2 separate regions of the Homo sapiens genome follow, and region 1 is linked to region 2. The links are chromatin contacts, found by Hi-C or POLR2A ChIA-PET in ENCODE. All regions are on one chromosome and are shown on one strand. Each heading gives the region's core, a stretch centred on a gene start or an enhancer-like site at or near the end of the contact. The rest is flanking DNA. Distances are from core to core; before and after follow the strand shown.

Region 1 (3,007 bases), core at 53-2,552, 520 kb before region 2:
CTGAATAATAATAACCCAGACTGTCACCCGCCACCTCAGAGAGGAGCTGTGAGGACGGAGGGAGTCACTGCCTGGTTTGTGCACATGTTAAATGCTTACCCCATGCTAACTGATACGTGGAGGATGTAGGGATGGGTCAGATTCTCAAGGTCTTGATAAATCACGTTGAAAATTTTGGGAGCCATGGAGGCTTCAATCAGAAGGGTGACAGGGTTTGATCTGGATTTCAGAGCAACCCCTCTGGAAGCCGCGTTGAGGTTGGTCTGATGGAGGCGAGACTGGGGTCTCAGGGTGATGAGCAGTAAGTCATCATGGGGAAAGGAAAGATGGAACGAATTCAGGAAATGCTGGGAAGGTGGGACTCACGGGTAGATGGCAGAGGGGCTGTGTGGAGGGAAGCAGGTGCCTAGGCTCTCGGTTCTTGGCTTGGGTCAAGGGACATGATGATAGACCCTGGGCTGGGGAGCACAGGAGGAAGGGCTGGCCTGTGCAGGGGATAGAGGAGGTGATAAACCGGCTTAGACATGTGGAGTGTGAGGTTCTCACAGGACGTTTAGGTAGAGGTACAGGTCTTGGCGTGTAAGAGAAGAATATGGACATGGGACATATATTTGGGAGTCAAATCGGTTAAGGGGCAGGCAGGAAGTGAGCCCCAGTTATTGAGGTTTCCAGGGAATGGGAAATATGCTGGGTTGGCGCAGGGGAACTCCAGTGGCGCATATTCACATGTGGCTGACGTCGCCGTGAGATAGCCATCCTCATATTCTTCTTCTAAACTAAAGCCTGAAATTACTTGGGGGTGGCAAAGCCCAGCAAAAGAGCCCACCCCCAGCCTCCATGGCTAAGGCTTGGCCAATGAGTTGTAAGACAAGTGATGTCTGTGAATTCCGGCAAAGCACAGTGAAGGTAGCCATACCCTTCTCTGTCCCCTCCTCCATCCTACTGCCTGACTTGTATGAGATGGCTGGAGCTCTGGCAGTCACCGTGGACTAGGAGGCTGGGGGCTACATCCCAGGTGGAGGCCGTGAGGAGGAAGGAGGCTGCGTGCCCTAGGCCTTCATGGGGCCCCTAAGCCACTCAGGACTGTGTTTACAGAGAAACACGACTGTCTCTTGTTGAAGCCGCTGTGAACACATTTTTCTGTTCCATTCAGCTGAACTTGGTCCACAGGGAGCCATTTTGAGTCTGCCGTTCTTGGTCAAGCCTCACCCCGGGGGCATTTCCAGCCTCTGTTTTCTCCGCGGGATTAATAAGAGGCAGCCGTGCCCGGTCCAGTCGCCGCGAGGTGTTGTGCGCCACCTGGTGGTCGCGTGGCAGACAGCATTCCTCCAAGCGAGACAGCACCAGCGGCTAAAATGCAGCTATCTGCACCTCGAACCCAGCCCATCTTTTAGCCAATGACAAGCCAAGTGCCCCAGAGTCCTGCATGGCAGTGGACGCTGACAAGAACTCCAGGAATTCCAGATTGCATGGAGCTTCTCGGCTCAGGTGTGTTTTCGGAATCAACTGCGGGCAGTTTCCAAGGAGCCAGTTGGCGGTCCCTGCGTCTCCTCGTCCAGGTCGTGAACTTCTGTACTAAAGGATTCCATGTGACCCCTCTGCTGCAGACTCTGGTCTCAGAGCAATAGTGAGAGCTGGAGAGAAGGGAGGGAGATGACTCACTGCTTTACTGAGCAGGAAATTAACACCAAGGGAGCCTAACCTGGCAGCAGCCTGGAAAAATTGGTTTGCGGTGGTTTGAGCAGTGGGCAAAGTGGGTTTATGTGGGCGAGCTTATTAACACTTCCTTTTGCTGACTGCGGGTACAAGCTTGAAATGGCCAACAGTGCAGCAAATAGAGACCAAGTTGCAAAAATGAGTCTTCATCTCACTGAAGTTTGAGAAATTGCAGAGGCTCGTGGAGAGACTCCTGGTGCCAGGACACGCAGGTCTCCACCCAATCTGGCCACTCTGTGTGTGACCCGGGGCCCGTCCTCTGTCTCCAGGCTCCCCTTGCTACATGAGGTGGCCGGAACACTGCCTGGGTTTTGAGGCCAAGGGTTTGTAGGTGTTGGTGAAGAGAAGGGGCCCCCAGGCTAGGTGAGGGGACCTCAGTTACCTCCCCCTTTCCCAATCATCCTTTTCTGAGGCCACCTTCAATTGCTACCCTATCCTAAAAGGCCTCGAAAAGCAACAGGCTCTGGTGTCCCGACATCTTCTGGTTTCCTCTTCTTTCTGTGAAACAACTGAGTCTCAGCTTTTCTCATTTGCATCCCCACCTGGCAGCTGAAGAGCCGCAAACAAAATAACACCTGCTTTACATGAAGGGGAAGTGACTTGGGGCTGGAGTGAGAGGTGGGCCCGGGTCATAAGTCCTTGTTTGTTTTCTTCTTTCCTTACACTGCTTGGTGGGTTCTTCGTGGTCCTCCGCAAAGAGGGTTTGGGAATGGCGGGTGTCTCTCTCACTCGGAGCCAGCCCCTGTCTCTCTTCTGCACTGTTCCTGAGCCTGGGGTGGGTGTCTGGAGCGAATGGACTGGATTCCTCCCCAGCCCCAGGGTCTCTGTCTCTGGTGAGGGGCAGGTGGCTGTGTGTTGAACAAGCCTCTCCCTCCTCTGATCCACAACCAAACACATACAGGGATGTCCCGGGTAACTCTGGGAGTGTCCCTGTCTCTGGCCCTGCATTCTGGGGTCTGTGAACTGCAAATTGCTAGATGGAGGGATCTGCCTACCCCAAAGGGGAATTTCCAGGGAGAGGGATCTGTCCACCCCAAGGGGTGTGGCCAGGGATCCTCCTCCAGGAGATGAACCCCACAGACATGACTTTGGGTCCAAGCACCATCAATGCCATTTCCTGGGGCTGCATGGCTGGGAACCAGTTTGCCGACCAGTCGGAGCTAGATAGGGAGGGGGCAGGGCCGAAGTGGAGGTCTCCCCCTTTCCTTTCACTGCCTTTCTACATGCGGTGCTGGTCCTGGATCTGTTGTCCTGAGACTCTACACTTGTCCTCTCCCTCCTCTGCCATGTC
Region 2 (3,158 bases), core at 185-2,684:
CTAAAGGTAACATCTTAGCATATGTCCTTGAGTTGTTTTTCAGAAACCCAGACCCCCACCAAATGGACTTGCTGGCACGCACACCTCGGATAAGAGGGAACTGAGAACTCAACTCTGCTCATCTTTCCCCATTGCACCCCGACACGCCCCATCCTCTCGTGGCTCTTGAACTCACCGTGTCCTCGCACCCTGTGACCAACCTTGGAAGGCCCTTGCTCAGTTCTCCCCTTCCCAGCCCAGATTAGGGATCGCTTTGACCAGGAAGCCTTTTTGGACACACCAGGCACAGCCAGGAATCCCTTCTCTGTTTAACCTGTGCACCTAGGACCATCTACATGGAATCATCATTGTCATCAATTTGTTAGTCTGCACAAGACTACATGCATCTTAACACAGGGTCCTTCTCTCTCCCCTGCACCCAGTACAGGCTCCACACACAGTAATCCATTAATAAAAACTGTCATAAGGGAACACTTAAATAAAAGAAATTTCAGTACAAAACAGATTTGAAGCACGGAAGCATGAACCTTCAAGCTGAAAGGAGACAACTGCCATCTAATCTCTTCATTTTACAGATGAACATGGGAACAGTTAGCTGTGAAGCCTTGGGCTGTCGTCCGCCTCCAACCCCTGGGGCTCTGACCACACCCAGCCCCAGCTCAGATCATCTTGCTCAAAGGGCCGAAGGAGGACCCATCTCCACACCTTCCACATGTAGATATCCTCAACGTTCTTCACAGAGGGGATGCCCGCACCCCGCCCCACCGAGTTCGCGGCTGCTGTGCCCATCTTCCTAGAGAGGAGTTCTCCGCCACACCCGACACCACACACTTCCAACTTCTGCGGTGCTTCCCTCTCACTTATCTCCACCCCCAATCCTTATCCCCGCTCGTTTAATCACACATTTATTGGTCACCTACTATGTGTCTGTCACTCTGCAGCGAGCATTGGGGTTCCTGCCCCCAGAAACTGATCTATCAGGGAGGCGAACAGGGACGGGGAACTCGGAACAACGGGACAGCCCAGGAGAGACCGCCCGCGGGCGACCCCTCTACTCGCCACCGCGTCCTCCCTCCATTCTCACTAGCCTCCCTCCTAACCTCGCTGCCCTGGCCTGGCGCCCTCCCCACCCTCGGCCGCGCCCCTTTCCCCTCGGCTGTGTCGGGGCAGAGGGAACGCTTGAGACCCGGGGCTCGGGGGGCGCGCGGGGCTCGGGGCACCCCAGGCCCCCGCCCCATCCCTCCGCCCCAGCCCGGGCCGGGCGGAGGCAGCACGGGAGGAGCGGGGCCGGGCGCTGGTCCATCCCTCGCACCGCCCCTCCCCGCCCAAAATGCAGAGGGACTCGGAGGGAGGCGACGGGGAAATAAATACCTTTGACTTTGTGGCTAAGGTTAACGGGAACTGCCACCCCGAGGGCGACTTGGGCACCGGGCTCCCGGCCCTGGCCATTCCCGGGGCAGGCGGGGCGGGCACGGGTGCCTGATTGGCTGGCGGGCCTGGCCATCCCCGGGGCCGCCCAGCCACTCCATTGGCTGCGCCGCTCAGATGACCCGCCCGGCCCTATCGGAGCAGCCCGCGGGGCGGCTCCTTTGTTCTCTGGAGCCAATAGCCGAGGGGGGAGGGCTGACCTCGCCCCCGGCGGGCGCGCAAGGCCCGGGCGCCGTGAGCGCGCTAGCCGCCGGCCGCGGGGAGGAGACCTTGGGAGGTCGGGCCCCAGATGGCCGGCGGCGTCCTGGCACCCCTGCCAGGCCTGGACTCCGCGTGCGACCCCGTTGTAACGCCTGAACTCAGCGCACGTTCGCCGAGCGCCACAGCGCGCCGGACGCTGTTTCTCCCTGCTGGGGACCCATCAGGGCCCGGACAGAAACCCCGGCTGAGGCTGTGGCTGCCCTCAAGCCGCGATAGCCCCACCGTGGGGTGTGATAACTTTTAGGGTTCACTACGAGGGACCTTAGAAATCATTATACCCGACCCCTTCGTTTTCTGTTTCAGGGAGGTGGTCTCGCTCAGACCCCAGTGGCGCGATCATGGCTCAGTGCAACCTCGAACCCGTGGCTCAACCGAACCTCCCAACCTGCTAACTTTTTAAATATTTTGTAGAGATGGGGGTCTCGCCATGTTGCCCAGGCTGGTCTCGAACTCTTGAGCTTAAGTGACCCTGCGGCCTCGGCCTCCCAAAGTGCTGGGATTACAAACCCGCGCCCGGCCTAATCCCTTTGTTTTCTAGCTGAGGAACGGCTCTGAGGTTACGTTACTAGGTCGGGTTACTAGGTAGGGTTCCCGTGAGCGGAATCATCTCCGCCCAGTTGCCACCCCGGTCCAGACTGCCAGACCTTCAGGAAGGAGTATCTTCGCAACTCCCCACCCCATTGTAAGGAAATTCCTCACACTTCTCCCTCAAAGGGGGCGCAGCTGGGTCAACTCCCACTGGCAGGATGCTCTCCGGAGCTGCTAGAAGCTGCCTCTGGGGCATGAGGTAGATACAGACAGAAGCTGGGCCTCTGAGACTCTACAAACGGTTGCTGTTGGGCAGGCGGACCTTATTTTCTTCAGTCAACAGCTGATTAAACATTTGCCACAGGCCCGGCTGCGGTTTAGCCTCAGTAGCACAGCAGGAACTGGGGACTGAGATTCGATTTTGTCACTAACTTCATGTGTACTTTTTATAAAAGATACTTTTCTGTTTCTGGACTTTGACTTATTCGTCTATAAAATAGGGTTAATAATTTTCTAGTTGCCTGCATACCTTACTGAGTTTTTACCGTTAATTTGGTTATATTATCTATAGAAGGATTTGTAAAATACAAAATCATACACACCCTATAAAGAGGCCACACATCACTAGCTATCAACACTTTGGAGTCTCATTCTCCTGTTTATTTTTTTAAAGACGGGGTCTTGCTATGTTTCCCAGGTTAAAGTACAGTGGCTATTCACAGGCACAATCATAACGCACTTCAGCCTCAAACTCCTGGCCTCAAGGGATCCTCCCACCTGAACTACACCTGAGACTACTGGCATGCACCACCACACCTAGCTTATTTTCTAGAAGAGTACCTAGAAGAGGTTCTACGAAGGCTTGTGGAATACATTCCTGTTGCTGAGACCAGTATTCTAGTTCCAGATTTGCCACTGGCTACAAGTGTTGAGACAGAGCA

Evidence for each region. Hi-C counts contacts between places; a loop is a spot of excess contacts on that map. ChIA-PET counts read pairs that join two places held with the same protein, here RNA polymerase II (POLR2A). Pooled maps may share reads with other maps.
Region 1: a map with no recorded cell type shows a loop between it and region 2 (18-fold over the local background). The contact joins the enhancer-like site here to the promoter of ZNF775 in region 2. A Hi-C loop is called at or near these places in 1 of 168 maps with a recorded cell type or tissue (OCI-LY7), 3 of 37 single-sample maps with no recorded cell type and 1 of 50 pooled maps. POLR2A ChIA-PET finds 5 or more read pairs at or near these places in 1 of 52 experiments (activated CD4-positive, alpha-beta T cell).

What each region holds. Positions count from the first base shown.
Region 1 is chr7:150,896,951-150,899,957 of GRCh38, reverse strand. No RefSeq gene overlaps it. Among named protein-coding and RNA genes, the nearest start is that of AOC1, 46 kb to the right of the region's middle. RefSeq lists silencers at 1,200-1,259, 1,277-1,437 and an enhancer at 1,143-1,437. Within about 2 kb of position 1,302, at least 4 of the 41 ENCODE cell types and tissues checked have a DNase peak (open chromatin) inside an H3K27ac peak, as active enhancers do; they include OCI-LY7, where a contact is called at or near this core.
Region 2 is chr7:150,377,606-150,380,763 of GRCh38, reverse strand. ZNF775 (zinc finger protein 775) reads right to left here and starts at 1,434. Exons shown (of 3, transcript NM_173680.4): 1 at 1,372-1,434. It overlaps ZNF775-AS1 (ZNF775 antisense RNA 1), which reads left to right. Exons shown (of 2, transcript NR_183445.1): 2 at 576-919. RefSeq lists enhancers at 216-275, 2,286-2,445 and a silencer at 1,066-1,875.